Linked DNA regions of Homo sapiens: region 2 is linked to region 1. Evidence: chromatin loops called from intact Hi-C (ENCODE). Cell type or tissue: PC-3. All regions are shown on one strand. Links, peaks and the distances in the headings refer to the core of each region. The heading gives the core; the rest is flanking DNA. Region 1 overlaps BFSP2 (beaded filament structural protein 2). Region 2 overlaps TOPBP1 (DNA topoisomerase II binding protein 1).

Region 1 (8,721 bases), core at 293-8,292:
TTGAGAGCTCCATAGTTCAACTCTCCTGTTCTTGGTCCAGAGACCTTTTCTCTGCATTGGGCTGCATCGTTTCTCCCCTGGCTCTGCTTCTAAAGCTAAACCTCAGAGGCCCAGCAGTTTGCAAACTTTGCTTCTGTCCCAGCCCTCCTGCGGTGTGCACCACACTGTGGTAACTGTTTCTTTGGGAAAGGACAGACTATTATAATTATCAGAAATAAATCCTTCATAGTATGAAAAAGAAAAAAAAAAGGTCATTATTATCTCCTCCTCACCCCTTGGAGAATCATCACTAGCCCAACAGTAACTCAAACATTAATTCTGAACAGATTCATTAGTGTTTTTTTAATAGAGTAATCTGAAAGCTACATCTCAGAGAAAACAGACAGTATTTGTTTTAGCTTGGCCAATGCTGCCTGGGCCTCTTGCAGAAAGGCAGAGCTCAGAAAATATTTGCAGAATGAGTGAATTCCTCTGATCATCAACAGAGATCTGAACTGACAGCCAGAATTCCTCCAATAAATAGTTTTGTCAGTTGCAGTTGTGCCCTCAGGGGCTGACATTTGCCCATCCTGAGCATCTCTTGTCGGTTTCTTGGCGGCATAGCATAAATGTGAAATGGCTTAGCACACACAGCTTTCAAAAGCTTTTGTAAAGAAAATGCAAGCATGCATTTAATTACCTTTCGGACCACAGAGGCTGAAAATTAATTAACATGATTAATTTATATCTTAGTTTAGGTTCCTTCAGAAGCAGATCCTGAAACAAATATTGGAGTTAAGGTAGTTTACCTGGAAGTTGGGGAGTTAAAAACCAACAAAATACCAGTAGAGGAGAAGCAAAGAAGGGAACCAACAAAGAATGCCTAATCAAACCAGTTACCACTGTGGGAGACTGACGTGTAAACCAAGAAGAATTGTGAGAAACGGTATAGACTACAGGAGAGGGGAAAGGCAAGGGAGCTGAGATGTTAATACCATCTCCCAACAGTTTTCTGCCATCTGCTATCAGAGTGGCCTTCCAAAGGCTTCAGAGAAACTCTCAGGCAAAAAGATGCAGAATCTGGCAGGGGGAACAGGAGAGCACTAAACTGCGAAAGCCTAAGGGATAAAGGTGGTACCATCAGCATCTGCTAGAACTTATCTGCCAATTCTGTTTATTTTTTCAGTCATTAAAAGCTTAATAAAATAGAGACATAAAAAAATTTATTAAGAGGTTCTGGCTAAGGTCAGTGCAGTATTCATATTCTTTCCAGCTATGGTGTTACGAATGTCAGGAACCTCATGGTCCAGTTTTTGAAGCTTCTGAAGTTGTATGATTCAGTGATGACAGGATCAGATTGGTCCAGAGAATTTCTGGAGGGTCTTAAAGTCTAGTTCTTCCTTGTCTATTTGTTGTGGTTACCTAATGCAGGGTACTCAGGGATGCTTCAGGAACCTCAGACAACATGCCACACCACACTCTAGACCTCCTAGTTAGTCAAGTAAAACAAAACAACTTTTTTTTTAAGTTGGGCACTGTGGCATGTGCCTGTAGTCCTAGCTATTCAGGAGGCTGAGGCAGGAGGATTGCTTGAGGCCAAGAGTTCAAAGGAGAAGTACACTATGATCATGCCTATGGATAGCCACTCTACTCCAGCCTGGGCAACATGGTGAGACCCCATCTCTTTTTTAAAAAATCCTTTTTGTCCCCTATGCTCTTACAAAATGCTTCTGACACCAAATATGTAGGTTTGTTCCACACCAAGCAGATCTCCAAACACCAACTGAGTGTCCTATAATTCAATTCAATCCTGACACTACCTGCCTGAAGTAGTATCAGATCCCACAGGTTAAGGGCTCAGTCCCATAAGACAGCCCTCACTTCAGATGACAAGTCTGGCCCTCCCATACTTCGGATGAACTGGCTATAAATTAGGGGTTCCCACAACCTCCTCTGCAGAGGGATAAGTAGATAGTTTGCTAGAACAGTGCCCAGAACTCAAGGAAACACTTTACATATTTTTGCCAGCTTATTATAAAGGATACAATTCAGGAGCAGCCAAATGGAGGAGATGCTTAAGGCAACGTATGTGAGAAGGGGCACAGAGTCCCCAACTCCAAATTTTTGACTCTATTATAATAACACTTGGCTTAAAATGCAAACACGTCATACAGCTATACAAAAATATTCTTTCTTTTATCCTTATTCTATAAGCTTGTTTTCTATTTTTAAGAGGGGGTTTTTTTAACCTTTTAAACTTTTTTTGTTAAAAACTAAGACACATACATACACATTAGCCTAGGCCTACACAGGGTCAGGATCGTCAATATCACTGTCTTCCACCTCCACATCTTGTCCCACTGAAAGGTCTTCAGGGGCAGTGACATGTGTGGAGCTTTCAGCTCCTGTAACAACAATGCCTTCTTCTGGAATTCCTCCTGAAGGACCTGCCTGAGGCTGTTTTACCGTTAACTATTTTTCTTTTTTAATAAGTAGGAGTATGCTAATGATAAAAAGTATAGATACAGTAAATACATAAACCAGTAACATTTACTATTGTTAGCAAGTGTTATGCACTGCACATAATTGTATGTGCTAGACTTTTATATGACTGGCAGTGCAATAGGTTTGTTTACACTGCATCATCACAGGGTCTCACAAAGCTGCAATCAAGGTACCCACCAGGGCCGCATTCTCATCTTCAGAGTTTGTTCGGGTTCTTGGCATCGTTCAATTCCTTGCAGATGTAGGCTTGAGGTCCTCAACTCCTAGAGGCCAGTCCTCCTCAGAGGCCATTTACAACATGGCTGTTTGCTCCTTCAGGGCCAACAGAAAAGCATTACCATTTTAAGCCTTTAATCTGATTAAGTCAGGCCCACTCAGATACTCCTCTTTTGATCAGCTCAGATTTAGCTGATTTGGAACCATAATTACATGTCAAAATCTCTTCATCCTTGTCATCTAACATAATTTAATCATTGGACATAACACCAGAGAGCAGAGATCATGGAGGCCATCTTAGAATTCTGCCTACCAGGCCCCTCAGTGTTGAGCAGAGAACTAAAACTCTGCCCCTCCCCAAACCCCCACCATCTCACCTCCTCTGCCAGGCAAACAGCTCTGCCCTCAGCCCACCTCCTGTAGGGGAGCACGGGTCCCGTCTTTCTTGTCCAATTTCTCAGCCGGGGCACTGAGACGTCTTTGTTCCCTCACCCTAAGCCTGGTCTGAAGTCTGCCTCCTGCAATGCAAGCTCTGTTTTGCCTTCTTAGCCTTCTTCCTGAGATGCTCCTTCCATTCAATTTCCATTTGCCCAAAGCTGACTCCACACTTTCATTCCCAGAGGCCTCATTTCTCCATCCCTTGCCTGCTGCAACTGGTTGATGTATACAATACCCAAAGGCTTAATCAATCACCAGCACAAGTTGGTGGTTGCCCGGATGTGAGAGAACTCAGTCTGTCTTAAGAGTCCCCAGGGTCAGGAACAAATGGATTGCTCCCATGCTATCTTCTCTAACAGCAGGTCTGCACTTGCCTCAGGTCAGTTTGAGGCATCTGCGGTCAGGAACTTTATCTGAGCTGTAACCATCATGCCTTCATGTCACATGTCAGGATGACAGATTGTGCAAACTATTAAGAATGAAGACAAGTGAATAGATTGAAATGAATTGTGAGGTTTCTGGTTGTTGATAGTCTTAAGGCCAAAAGAAACATTCAAGATCATCTAAAGCCGGGCCATCTAACTGAAATATCGCAATGATGGGCATATTCTATAATCCATGCAGCAATCCGGTATGGTAGCTACTGGCCTCAAGGGGTTATACAGGTGCAGTGGCTCATGCCTATAGTCCCAGCACTTTGGGAGGTCAAGGTGGGCAGATCGCTTGAGCCCAGGAGTTCAAGACCAGCCTAAACAACATGGCAAAACCCTGTCTCCACAAAAATACAAAAATTAGCCAGGTGTGGTGACATGTGCCTGCAGTCCCATGGAAACTACTTGGGAAGCTGACATGGGAGGATCACCTGAGCCTAGGAGGTCGAGGTTGCAGTGAGCTCTGATCGCACCACTGCACTCCAGCCTGGACAACAGAGTGAGACTCTGTCTCAAAAATAAATAAATAAATAAAGCTGAGGAACTAACTTTTAATTATGTTTAATTTTTATTTCAGCAGCTACAGATGACTAGTGACTGCTCTATTAGAGGACAGCATAGGTCTAGATTTACCCACGAGGAGAATAGAAACCTTGAATAGCATCTCTCCATGTCATCTACACTTACAAACAATAATTTTCCCTGTAAACACAGACATTTTATACAAGCTACTCTGTCTAGACTTTTTCTATTCTTGCTTTTACCAACAAGAGTCAATATTTTCTAAGATATATGAAGCTGAATTAAAACAGGCACTGCCACTCTGACTCTAGACTACAAGATGACCTCTTGTGCTATTGCCATGTTAACCACCTGGGAAAGTTCCTTTCCAGGGGAACAGCAAAAGCAGGACGCCTGACAGCATCTGTAATCTAGAGGCTCCTGTGTGCCAATGAGCTGGCTGGACTCCCTGAGGGCTCTTCAGTGAAATAAGCCATGGCTGTAGCCAGTGTGCTCAAGGCAAACACTGAACGGGGATCCCGAAGCATCTTCATATCTCTGAATCTCACAGAGAGCTTCACAAAAGGGCCCTGTTTGCTTTTATGTCTTTTTAAATTGACTTTTATTTTATTTCAACATGTATAATAGATAATACATTCACTTAGTTCAAAATTCAAAACATACAAAAGATATAAAGTGAAAAGTGCTATCCAACCCATGTCCTAGCTACCGTTTTTTTCTATGGGGGTCAATCAATGTTATCCTTTTCTTGTATGTCATTTCAGAAACATTTTACCCATATACAAAGAAATATATATATTTTTTTTCCTGTCTTTTTACACAAGTAGTATTCAGAACATACTGCTTTATGACTGTATGATATTATACCACAGGGGGCAGCAAACTCTGGCCCACAAGCCAAATCTGACCCATTGCCTGTTTTTACAAATAAAGTTTTATTGGAACATGACCATCACATTCATTTACATATCATCTATGGCTGCATTTGCACTACACAAGTGGAGTTCAATAGTTGCAACAGAGACCATATGGCCTGCTAAGCCTAAAACATTTACTATCTAGCTAGTCACAGAAAAAGTTGTCAACCTCTGTTCTAGCTAACAGATGCCCCAGAATTTGTTTAGCCTGTTCCCTACTGCTGGGCACTGAGGGTGGTTTCCAATCTTTTGCTATTAGAAGAAATTAGTCACTAACATGGTATACCTCTCATTTCCATATATAGAAATGTATCTGTTAAATGAACTTATAGACATGGAATTGTTGGCCCCAAAAGTGTGTGCACTGGTAATTTTGATAAATATTGCCAATTGCTCTCTACAAAGATTATAACAATTTACATTTCTATCAGAAATATTTGAGAGTGTCCATTTCCCCATATCTTCACCAATACTTTGTGATCTTTGCTAATACTATGGGTTAAAATGCATTTCTTACAAATTGCTTTTGTGTGTACTAGCAGATCATATCTTTTGCCCATTTGGGTTACTGTAGTTGTATGCTATAGTAGCATATACCAGTTGGTGCGGCTGCAAAGAGAATAGGGAAAATCAAGAATCAGAGCAGATTTTAAAAGGAAAAACCAAAAGACTGTCTCATTGAGGTAGGTACTGCCTACTCTTTGCCTCTTCTTTTCTCTAGTTAAGACAACACACAGGCTGGGTGTGGTGGCTCACTCCTGTAATCCCAGCACTTTGGGAAGCCAAGGCAGGCAGATCACTTGAGGTCAGGAGTTCAAGACCAGCCTGGCCAACATGGTGAAACCACGTCTCTACTAAAAATACAAAAAATTAGCCGGGTGTGGTGGCACACACATGTAATCCCAGCTACTGGGGAAGCTGAGGCATGAGAATCACTTGAACCCAGGAGGTGGAGGATTGCAGTGAGCCAAGAACACTCCACTGCACTCCAGCCTGGGCGACAGAGTGAGACTTTGTCTCAAAAAAACAAACAACAAACAAAAAAACACAGACATTGTAGAGCGCTCTCTCAGGCCCTTATCTTCTTATGTTGTGTGTTTAAACTCACAACTGGTTGACTACCAATATCTGGGTAACTACATAGGGGATCACCCAACATTGCAACCTCTTTCTTACATCTTCTACCAAGGAATCTCCACTCACTTATTCATTCAAAATCTGTTTGTCAAGGACAAACCAGGTGCAAGGCCCTGACTTGATGCTATGGTTCCTGAAGTCCCTGACTTCAAAGAACGCTCGTCCCAGACTACCTGACTGTGCTGATCTCAAAGCATACCTTAGATATTTTTTAACAGATTTTTCCCATAAAAAGTGTAAGGACTGGCCAGGCACAGTGGCTTATGCCTGTAATCCTGGTGCTTTGGAATGCGGAGGCAGGAGGATCCCTTGAGGCCAGGAGTTTGAGATCAGCCTGGGCAACATAGTAAGACCCCACCTCTACAAAAAAAAATGTTTTTAATTGGTCAGGTGTAGAAGCACGCAACTGTAGTCCTAGCTACTCAGGAGGCTGAGGCAGGAGAACTGCTCGAACTCAGGAGGTCGAGGCTGCAGTGAGCTATGATCTTATCGCTGCACTCCAGCCTGGGCAACAGGGTGAGACCCCGTCTCAAAATAAAATAATAGAAAAATCTATTTTTCTCTTTAGAATTAGACTCATTGCTGAGCCTCTTCAGCTGATTTTATCAAGAGGATGAGCTTACTTATTACAAGGGGGCAGCAAGGTCACAAAGCCATTTACTCCTCTGTGTTTTGTTTGGCAGCTCCAACGGAGGCTGGGAATTGGTCCTACACTCAAACAGCAGCTTCAATAGCTGGGCAGTTCTTGTGTAAACTCACAGAGAAACTTGTAGCCCAGCCGGGCCAGCTCCTCTGCCAGTGTTGAAGTTTCATTGAGTGAGGCGTGCACTTCTTTTTAATCCCCGCTGAGGAGAGCCCATGTTGCTAGTGCAGACTGGATGGCATCCAGCCTTCTCCCAAATAAATCCTACATCTGGCTGAGGAAGGTCGGGAGTGTGTGCTGCCTGTCAAAAGCTATCCTTAGCTAAATAACATATGACACCACGTAACTGTAAAATGACTTACAACTGTTATAATAACGATAGCTGATCCTCTTAATGAAAAGGAGATTTGATCTCATCCTATTCCTGGTAGATCCTCCTCTTCTTCCCTAGTCCCTAGCATGTGCCTGGCCTACATTGTAAACCTTCAGTAAATATTGTTGAGCACATTCTAGGTGTAAAAAGCTATGTTAGGTCTCCAAAAGGGGCAGAGGGGTGAGTAAGAAGTTGTTCCTATAAATAAGGAACCCACAGTCCAGTGTGGATGTTGGCTGGTGTACCTGTGGGAGGCAAGAAATGGGTAGAAAGGCTACTCTTATACAAGGCAGGATGAAATTTTCCACAAAAGCAGAGCCAGCCAAGCTTTTATGGAGCATCTACCAAGGGTTCTAAGCACCCGACAGGTACGTTCTCATTTAATCTTCCCAACATGAGATAGGTATTGCGATTTTAGCATTTTATAGAGGAGGAAACTGAAGCACAAAGAGGTTAGGTAATTTGCCCAAAATTACACACTTAGAAAGTGGCAACACTAGGATTCAAATTACACATTCTGACTCCAGAATCCACACTCTTAACTGTTAGTTTGAACTGGACAGACCACATGAATGGGGGGACCTTAATTTGGTTTTTAAAAGATTTTTTTGTAGAAACAGGATTTCAGTATGTTGCCCAGGCTGGTCTTGAACTACTGGCCTCAAGCAATCTTTCTGCTTTGGCCTCCCAAAGTGCTGGGATTGCAGATGTGAGCCACCATGCCCAGCTGATTTCTTTTTTAAGAATAAATAAGTGACATCTTGTGGAATGTGAGGTTGGAGAGGCCTTTGTCCCCGGGGGGCTAAAAGTTATGCCAGACTTCTGTTGGGAGCTTTTCAAACCAAGCGTCTGTGCCCTCCTTGTGGGATTCTTCTATGACACAAGATAGGGAACCCCTGTATTCCCACGGGACCATTGTTTACCTTTCTCCATGAACAGCACGATGAGATTAGCATGATCTCATGAAATCTGAAAAGTGCTTAAGAGCCAAGGCAGGTAGCTGCATTCTGCAGTAGAACAATGCTCATATAAAGCAATTGATCACCAGTTGCAAAAACCAGAGTGCTCGAGTGACTTGCTCAAACCTGCACAGCAACTGCTTAGTGAAAGGCAGAAGACACATGAGGCAGACAGCTCATCTGGATACATGATCTGCTGAGAATGCACTTGCAATTTCAAAGACCAGGAAGTATCAACATTCTCTCTCCTCACTCTCCCTCCTCCTGAACACTCGCCTTCCCCTCACATTGCAAAGGTAGCGTTTCTGTCAGTTCTGGGTCATTGCCAAGGGTGTTTTTAGGAATGGCCATCCTAATCAGCAAAGTGGGTCAGGCTTGGACTTGGAGATGGTTCTTTTCCTCTTTCCCAGTCCTCATTTGTATCTTCAAGAGTCAGGCTCTCAAATACTTAATTATTACTTACTTAGAACACATTGCTTTTCTCTTCTCACATCCTTCATGTGCAAAAACATGCTAATTTAATTTGAAATTTTTGAAATTTGAAAATCTTTATTATGTTTCAAAATGTCGACATGCTCTCCTGCCCCAGAAGTAATTGCAC
Region 2 (8,721 bases), core at 406-8,405, 190 kb after region 1:
CTCAGCCTCCCCAGTACCTAAGACTACAGGTGTACACCACCACACCTGGCTAATTTTTGTATTTTTTGTAGAGATGGGGTTTCACAATGTTGCCTAGCCTGGTCTCGAACTCCTGAGCTCAAGTGATCCTCCTGCCTCAGCCTCCTAAAGTTGGGATTACAGGCGTGAACCACCTCACACAGCCAAAATTACCTCCTTAATTAGTTATCACCCCCACACCTTGTCCTTTCCTCCCAAAAGAAGGCACAGAAAAAATGACAGGAGCAAAGTGTATAAATAACATTATTATTATTTTTTAACCTACTACAACTTTCCAAAGCATTTCTACATATTATCTCATTTGATCCTCTCAATATTTAAGTATAGACATGGGAAAAAATACAGAGAAATTAAGTGCCTCAAGATCATAGGATATTAAACACAGAGAATACGGGGCAGAAAAAGAAGTCTACGACTTGAGATTGAACAGAATTCCGTGATTTCTTTTATGACTTCTGGGTTTTATGTTCTAGTTCCCAACTTTTCAGATTTTTAAATTTCCCATGTTTCCTAGCACTTTTTTTTTCTATGTTTTGTGTTTATCTTAGTACTTTTATAATTTCATTTTTTACATTTAACCCACCAATCCATTCAGTACTTATTTAGATATGAGATACTGCTCCAACTTTAATGAATCCTATTTATTGAATAAGCCATGTCTTCCTTATATATATTTGAAATGTCACTTGTATCGTAAATTCCTTTTTACATTTGGGTCTCCTGCTACATTTGCTGTCCATTAATTAAACTTTCTGCTACACGTAACCACACTGTTATTTAGTGAAGTTTCACAAAATATATATTTGTTTGTTTGTTTTCTGAGACAGGGTCTTGCTCTGTCCTCCAGGCTAGAGTACAGTGGCGCCACTGTGACTCACTGCAGCCTTGACCTCCCAGGCTCAAACAATCCTCCCACCTCAGCCTCCCAAATAACTGAGACTACAGATTTATGCTACATTGCCTGGCTCATTTTTAAAATTTTTTGTAAAGACAGGGTCTCAGTATATTGTCCAGGCTGGTGTTGAACTTGGCCTCCTGCCACGGCCTCTCAAAGTGCTAGGATTACAGGCATGAACCACCAGACCTGGCCACAAAATATATTTTAATAACTGTTAGGGCTAGTCCCAATTATTCTATTTCAGAATTTGCATGACTTTCCTGCTGAGTACAGCTTTAGCTGTATCCAGTGGAGTCTGTCATCATGTATGTTATTATCTTCCACAATTTCAGTTTTAAAAGAATTTTATTATTTCATATAATTCAAACAGAAAACAGCAAAAAAAGAAATATACAGCTATACGAATTATTATAAGGTGAAACCCTTAAGTCCACCACCCAGGTCAGAAGACAGAATCTTGCTAACTACCCCAGAACCTCTCCAACATGCCATATAAACCCCCTTCCCTCCCTTCTTAATAGTAGCCACTATTTGGGCTTTTTTTTGGAGACAGGATCTCATTTTGTTGCCCTGGCTGGAGTATAGTTGTGTGATCATAGCTCACTGCAGCCCTGGTCTCCTGGGCTCAAGTAATCCTCCTGCCTTAGCCTCCCGAGTAGCTGGGACCATAGGCACATGCCACCATGCCTGGCTCATTTTTTTTTATTATTTTTTAAATAGAGACGAGGTCTCACTATGTTGTACAGGCTGGTCTTGAACTCCTGAGCTCAAGCAATCTTTTAGCCTCCCGAGTGCTGGGATTACAGGTGTGAGCCACTGTGCTTGGCCTATTTGGATACTTATAGTAATCACTTCTTTACTTTTCTATAATCAAATAATGGCAACTTTAAAGACTACATTTAGGCTTTTGCTTTTTCAAGTCTTTTAGCTTATAGGTTCCTACCTTCTTTTCCATGCCCTTAATATATATTCATTGAAGACACTGGATCATTTATGCCAGAGTTGTACTAAAGTCTGGGTCTTGCTGATTATATCACTGTAGTATAGTTTAACGTGTTATTCTGCTGTTTGCATTTCCTATAAATTGGGAATTGGATCTAGAAGCATCATCAGATTGAGGTTTGATTATTTTGGCAAGACTACTTCAAAGTGGTGGTGTATTCTTTGTAAGAAGGCACATCATGTCTTGTCCCTTTATTGTGTGATCGACTATTGATGTTCAATGCCTAGATTCTTTCATTCATTAGGGGTTACAGTCTTATCATTCCTTATTTATTTATTTGTTTGTTGAAACATCTTTATAAAGGGAAACTTTGTCGTATCCACTATCATGTTACCCTGATGCAAACTGCACAGGAAATGCAAGGTAATTCCTTGATCCTTTCCTTTTGTCAGCTTTCAAAGTAATGGACTGGTTCTCTAGCATCTTTCAAAGATGACCAATTACCTTACTTTATTTGGTGTCATTATGAAGTCACAACTTAAACACTATTTCATGTGTTTGGACCCACTGCAGTTATTACCTCTAATGATACCTAAGTTTTCATCTTTGGACAACAGAGGCACTTTTTTTTTTTAAGGCTAGTCAAGTGAAGCAGTGGGAGTGGAGAAGGAACCACATAACACTCATAAATATAATAAAGACACCCAACCAAATTCTAATTTGAATGCTCTCCAAGAAGTCAAAATAAATAAAAAGATACACCAATACAACAGGTGCATTAAAAATATTACATACCTTGCTCCAAGGAGGTTTGCTAGGAATGTTAAAGACTCTTTTTCTGCTCCAGCACACTGGCTAAATGAAATAACACAATCCTCTAAAGGAGTCATTCCTGTCATTACTGGAACTGGTGTGAAGAGAGGATTCGACTTTGGATCAAACAAAGTCTGATAGTCTATGCAAGTAACCTTTTAAAAACAAAAGAAATAGTAAAGCCAACCTGAAATAAGCAACCAGTGGTTAACACTGGTTCAGGTACAGAAGCAATAATTTAGTTTTGATAAGAAGAAATTTTACTTTAATACAAACTTGTGTATGCTCATTCTCAATACATTTCATATCATAATGTTAGAGTATATATATACATACACACATATACATACATCGACTAATTACATTAGGCTATTAAAATCGGTAAGATCTATTATTAGAGTTACTGAATGTTGCTTTAAATTTCATTCCTTCTAATGTATTAGTTTATACTATTTTTCTCATAATTCTTGGAATGTTAAAAAAAAAAAAATCAACAGTGAAATTACCAGTGATGCTTTGGTTATGAGAAAACAAGACAAATAGTATGAGATGACCCTAGAGTGACCTCCTAAGAAGGAATGTTGCTGCTGTGGCCCTGGGAAACAGTAATCTCTACTGTATCGGGATTAGGCCAAGAAGCTTGCACATTTAATTTTGAATTTCCCTTGCTAAAAGCAAAATCAAGAGTGTTCAAGTCCAAGCATTGATTTACTGTAACTGAACTGTCTAAGAAATAAACATTAACCTTCTTGGCATTCAGATATCCTTCGATACTTTATTTCAACCACTAGTGTTGTCTTACCAGCCATGTATTTGTAACAACTTCTCCCACAGTGGCTTCCACTTCACACCCCAGCAGAGGAACCACAGCATAATCCGCAACAGTTCTGCTCAGAAGGGACATGATTTTCCCAGCATTTTCTTTTATGATGTTTGCGATGTTAGATTCATTTTCATTACTAAAACCCAAAACAAGGAAACTCTTTTGGCTAAATAAGCCTTCTTCAGTAATTGTAGAAACATCAGGGACACAATGACTGACAGAAGACTGGTTTTCTTCTTGCAAAGAAATGTGAGTAGAATCATTCAAGGGCTCAGCATGAGTAGAATCATTAAAGGGCCTGGCTTCAGACGTCTTAGCCTCAACTGAAAGAGAAAAGTAAATGTTTTCTAACCAACAATTTACCTTATACAGTTTACTTCCTAGCAAGGATATTAACGTAACATGGAATCTGATAATTTTGACCATACTTACAAAACTAAAGCTTACGTGTATAATAAAGGGATATGGATTCACCCCGTCTTCGGGGTTACCAAGAGTCCTTATCAGTATTACCATCATCCATTGGGAAGGACAAGAGCAATCATGTTAGTTCTAGGTATTCCTAGTATAATGGAAACTTGAATTAGTTTAAAATTATATAGCTCCAACAGGACTTAGTTCCAAAACTGGTTTAGATGATTCACCATAAAATTAAGAAACTATCATTAAGAAAAAAATTAACAAGTCTAAATGGTATAACTGTCAAGTCCTTAACATGGAACATGTTAACATGGAAATAACTATAAGGAAGTGGCTGGCAAATCCTAAAATATTTATTGTCTACTCCTTTAGAGAAAAAGTTTGCCCTGCTATGTGATTCCAACAAGGCTGGAAGCTATCCAAGAATCACTCTTTCATTTATATAAGCACTGTGACTAAGTGCTTTACAAATGCATGTAATGCTCACATAATGCTAACTGTGAGGCTGATACTATCAGTACATCCCTTTTGTACAAAAGGAGTCTCAGGCTTGAAGAGGTTATGTAACTTGCCTAAGGTCACACAGTTAAGTGGCAGAAATGAGATACAAACCAAAGTCTGTCTAACTCCAGAGTTCACACCACCATGTTATAGTGCCATCTTCGTACTTCTATCCTCATCTCCAACAGACACTAGCATTTTCATTTTTAAGTAAATTGTAATATACATTAGGAACTTGTAAATTAAGTACACTGCAATATATATTAGGAACTTATGACTCCTACTAAACATAAGTATTAAAATTGTACTTATTCGCACTAAGGAAGCATAGTTTTGTCTAGGGAGTTTACTGGTCAGTAAGTCAGGAGAGCTGGGTTCTAGTTTTATAGTCTCTTTGACCCTTGGTTTCATAATATAAGGAATAAAGGGTAATAGTATACTTATAATTTACAGATATACTCATGGGAATGAATATGCTTAGATGGAATTAAAGGTGAGGCAATACTATAAAACATTCCGGAAAGTTTTTTAAACAGTTTTGTTAAAATGTAAAGTTTGTTTTATAAGTAAAAACCTTCTTATTTTTTGCAAGTACAATTATTTTGCAGTCACATCTAGGAGAAAAAAATAACTTTTTTCGACGTCTATATGTTGTTGGTAAGATGGGAAGGAGGAAGAAATCCAGTAGAATTTTAGACTACTACTATAAAAACAAAGTAGAAATACTAAGTTCTTATAAACCATCAGTAAAACTCTGAAGTTATTAAGAGACTCATAATAAACTAACATGTTCTACAGCAGTTCTTTCCGTTTATTTTAGCAGTAGGATCTCTTTTCAAACAGACCGCACCCAAAAGCCTAAGAGATACTACATAATAAACCTATCATTCAAAAAGCTCCCCTAGGGCCGGGCGCGGTGGCTCATGCCTGTAATCCCAGCACTTTGGGAGGCTGAGGTGGGTGGATCACAAGGTCAGGAGTTCAAGAGCAGCCTGGCCAACATGGAGAAACCCCATCTCTACTAAAAATAGAAAAATTAGCTGGGCATGGTGGCACGTGCCTGTAATCCCAGCTACTTGGGAGGCTGAGGCAGGAGAATCACTTGAACCCAGAAGGCAGAGGTTGCAGTGAGCCAAGACCACGCCACTGCACTCCAGCCTGGTGACAGAGCAAGACTGCATCTCAAAAAAAAAACAAAAAACTCCCTTAAATCAAAAGCCATTTTAAGAATTAATTATAAAATACTTTATTATAGACTTTCTAAGATGCTTGGTGATCCACTAAGATTTACCATCACTTAATCCTTATAAAGTCAGTAAACCACTAGCTGTCTTAGGAAGGTTTAAGAAACTAATCACCTGCCCTACACCAAGTACCCTTGGCTGAAGGATAGTATGTAAAATTGCTGGCTGGGTGCAGTGGCTCAAGCCTGTAATCCCAACATTCTGGGAGGCTAAGACAGGAGGATCACATGAGGCCAGGAGTTTGAGACCAACCTGGCCAACATGGTGAAACCCCATCTCTACTAAAAATACAAAAATTAGCTGGGCGTGGTGGTGCACACCTGTACTCCCAACTACTAAGGAGGCTGAGGGAAGAGAATTGCGTGAACTCGGGAGGAGGAGGTTGCAGTGATCCAAGCTTGTGACACTACACTCCATCCTCAGTGATGGAGTGAGACCCTGTCTCCAAAAAAAAAAAAAAAAATCACTTTCAGTTATACCACAGCATCCTGGAAAATCAAGATGATTTCCTGATGTGATACAATACTAAAGCATAAGTAAATGGTTTGAGAAAAGTCAATTTTGTAGTACGGAAATAGTGTAAATAAAAAAGGAATGCTAGGAATTCCCTCTCTAGAAATATGGTGGGCTAGGATCTTTGAAACACTCTCACTAAAAACACTTCAAAATACAGGATAAAATATTAAAATCCAGACCACTAAAGTGGTTACTAAATCCAGAACATTAAGTAGTTACTAAAGCTAATGGTTAGTCAAAATCTATTAAATATCTGTGCAGTAACCCAGACCCTTGGAATGTAAAGGTATCACACAAGAGATAGGAGCCAATCCTTTGGTTTCATAAAACTTAGAGGTGAAGGAGAGTATACCCTGAGAGAACAAGCCCAGAACCCATGAAGAGACATATCTTTAGTAAACAGACCAAAACTAACCAACCAACCAACAACAAATCTGCCCTGTAAAGGAAGAGGTCAAGAACACTGGCTTTGTGTCAAGGGGAAACAACATCTCTCCTAAGAATCTGTTCATCAGAGGCTGGTCCTCAAAGTAGGTTTGGGTATAAATTCATATAGCTGGAGGTCTAAGAAACCTCCAGCCAATACACCAACTTAAAGGCATATTGAGTTTGTAAACTCCTAGGCACCTAGCAGACCCAAACATGAACCTTTTCTGGGGTAACAAACCCCTACCCCAAGTTTCTTAGAATTCCTAGAGTCCTAGTAAGTACAAGTTCACAATAAAAATCACAAAACACAAGAAAACCAGGCACCATAAACAACAGCCAACAGAACAATTCACAGATGTTTTGATAGGTTTAATGTGTTTTAAGAAATAAAGAACAAAAAATACAAATACAAAATGACAGACTTGGCTGGGTGTGGTGGCTCACACCTGCAATCCCAGCACTTTGGGAGGCTGAGGTGCTTCAAGACCAGCCTGGGTAACATAGTAGCACCCCATCTCTATTTTTAAAAGTAAAAAAATAAATGACAGACTATTTAAAAAGCTAAAACTTCTAGGAATTGAAAAATTAATTATTAAAACAGAAAATTTAATGGATGGGTAAAACAGATTAGGCAATAGCGGAAGAGATGATTCGTGATCTGGAAAAAAATCTGAAGGAATTACACATAATAAATCACAGAAAGACAAAAAGATGGAAGATAAGGACAGGTTAAGTGACCTATATGCAAAGCAAATGGGAGTTAAGAGAATATAGAGAATGGGGGAGAGGCAATATTCAAAGAGATAATAAACATTTCTTGACCTAACAAAAAGCAAAAAATCTACTAATTCTCAGATTCAGAAGGCACAGTGAATCTCAAGCAGGACAAATAAATGGTAAAGCTCTAGGACACAAAAACCAAAAGGAAGACTATCTTAAAAACAGCCAGAGGATAAAGACAGATTATCTGTAAAGGAATGACAGACTGATATCTGACCTCCTATCCAGCAGTCAGGGAAATAGATGACAATGAAACAATATCTCTGTGCTTAAAGAAACTGTCTAGAACTGTATACCCAGCCGAAGAGTCTTAGAGAAACTAAAGGAGTTTCTAAAGGATATTGTTTTAGGAAGAAAGAAAATGATTCCAAAAGAGAGGTCTCAGATGTAAAAAGAACTGGGGAGAGCAAAGAAACAGTTAAACGTGTTAGTAAATGAAACAAATACTGACCATATAAAAGCATAATAACGCCTAATTGTAAGATGTTAAAAGATAATGAAAATACTAGACAAAATCACATAAGCTGAGTATGTTGATGAGTGGAGAGAGGGAGCAGGGCTAGTTGTGATCATTAAAGTATTTTAGGCTGGGCTCAGTGGCTCACGCCCGTAATCCCAGCACTTTGGGAGGCCAAGGCGGGTGGATCACCTGAGGTCGGGAGTTCAAGACCAGCCTGGCCAACACTGAGAAACCCCATCTCTACTAAAAATACAAAATTAGCCAGGGGTGGTGGCGCATGCCTGTAATCCCAGCTACTTGGGAGGCTGAGGCAGAAAGAATCACTTGAACCTGGGAGGCAGAGGTTGCAGTGAGCTGAGATCATGCCACTACACTCCAGCCTGCGCAACAAGAGCGAAATCCTGCTTCAAAAAAAAAAAAAGTTTTCTAAGGTTCTTGTTTTATTCGAGGTAGATTAAAATTCTGATTAACTTCAGATTTTAAGTTATGATACACATTAAATTTACTTAAATGTATATATTTTTGGCTATATTAGGTATTTTATAAAGGCTTTTTTTTAATAAAAAAGAAGTAATGATGTTTATAATGCTTCACTGGCAATTTACCTTACTACATGATAAGAGTACATACTGAGGTGGTAGTCCACAGTACAGTTTCATGCATTAAAGACCACAATAATCCAGTAAGAGGTATTTGTTACAAGGTTTTAATAAAAGGCTCATGATATTACAAACTCACACACAAACCAAGCAATGCCTGTATATATAACAAATCAAAATAGAGCTAGTTAGCTGGAGACAGGAGAGAGGGTTAAAGGGTTCAGGACCCTCTTGTCTTGCCTGCTCAGAAAAAAAG

Evidence for each region. Hi-C counts contacts between places; a loop is a spot of excess contacts. Peaks named below come from ENCODE experiments on the same cell type or tissue, not always from the same donor. Only the 100,000 strongest peaks of a DNase experiment are listed, where the experiment ranks them.
Region 2: a loop joins it to region 1, with 2.6 times the contacts of the local background. A loop is called at or near these places in 2 of 110 quality-filtered maps.

The regions. Positions count from the first base shown.
Region 1 is chr3:133,452,668-133,461,388 of GRCh38, forward strand. The region is part of intron 4 of BFSP2 (beaded filament structural protein 2); the gene reads left to right. BFSP2-AS1 (BFSP2 antisense RNA 1) reads right to left here. Exons shown (of 4, transcript NR_189064.1): 2 at 2,662-2,796. Among named protein-coding and RNA genes, the nearest start is that of BFSP2-AS1, 34 kb to the right of the region's middle. In PC-3, for the core only: a CTCF peak has its summit at 4,972; a DNase peak (open chromatin) is centred at 554; H3K4me3 peaks cover 527 bases; H3K27ac peaks cover 590 bases.
Region 2 is chr3:133,640,525-133,649,245 of GRCh38, forward strand. TOPBP1 (DNA topoisomerase II binding protein 1) reads right to left here. Exons shown (of 28, transcript NM_007027.4): 11 at 3,496-3,839; 12 at 2,676-2,848. Among named protein-coding and RNA genes, the nearest start is that of TOPBP1, 17 kb to the right of the region's middle. In PC-3, for the core only: no CTCF peak of the experiment used is centred there; a DNase peak (open chromatin) is centred at 4,357; H3K27ac peaks cover 772 bases.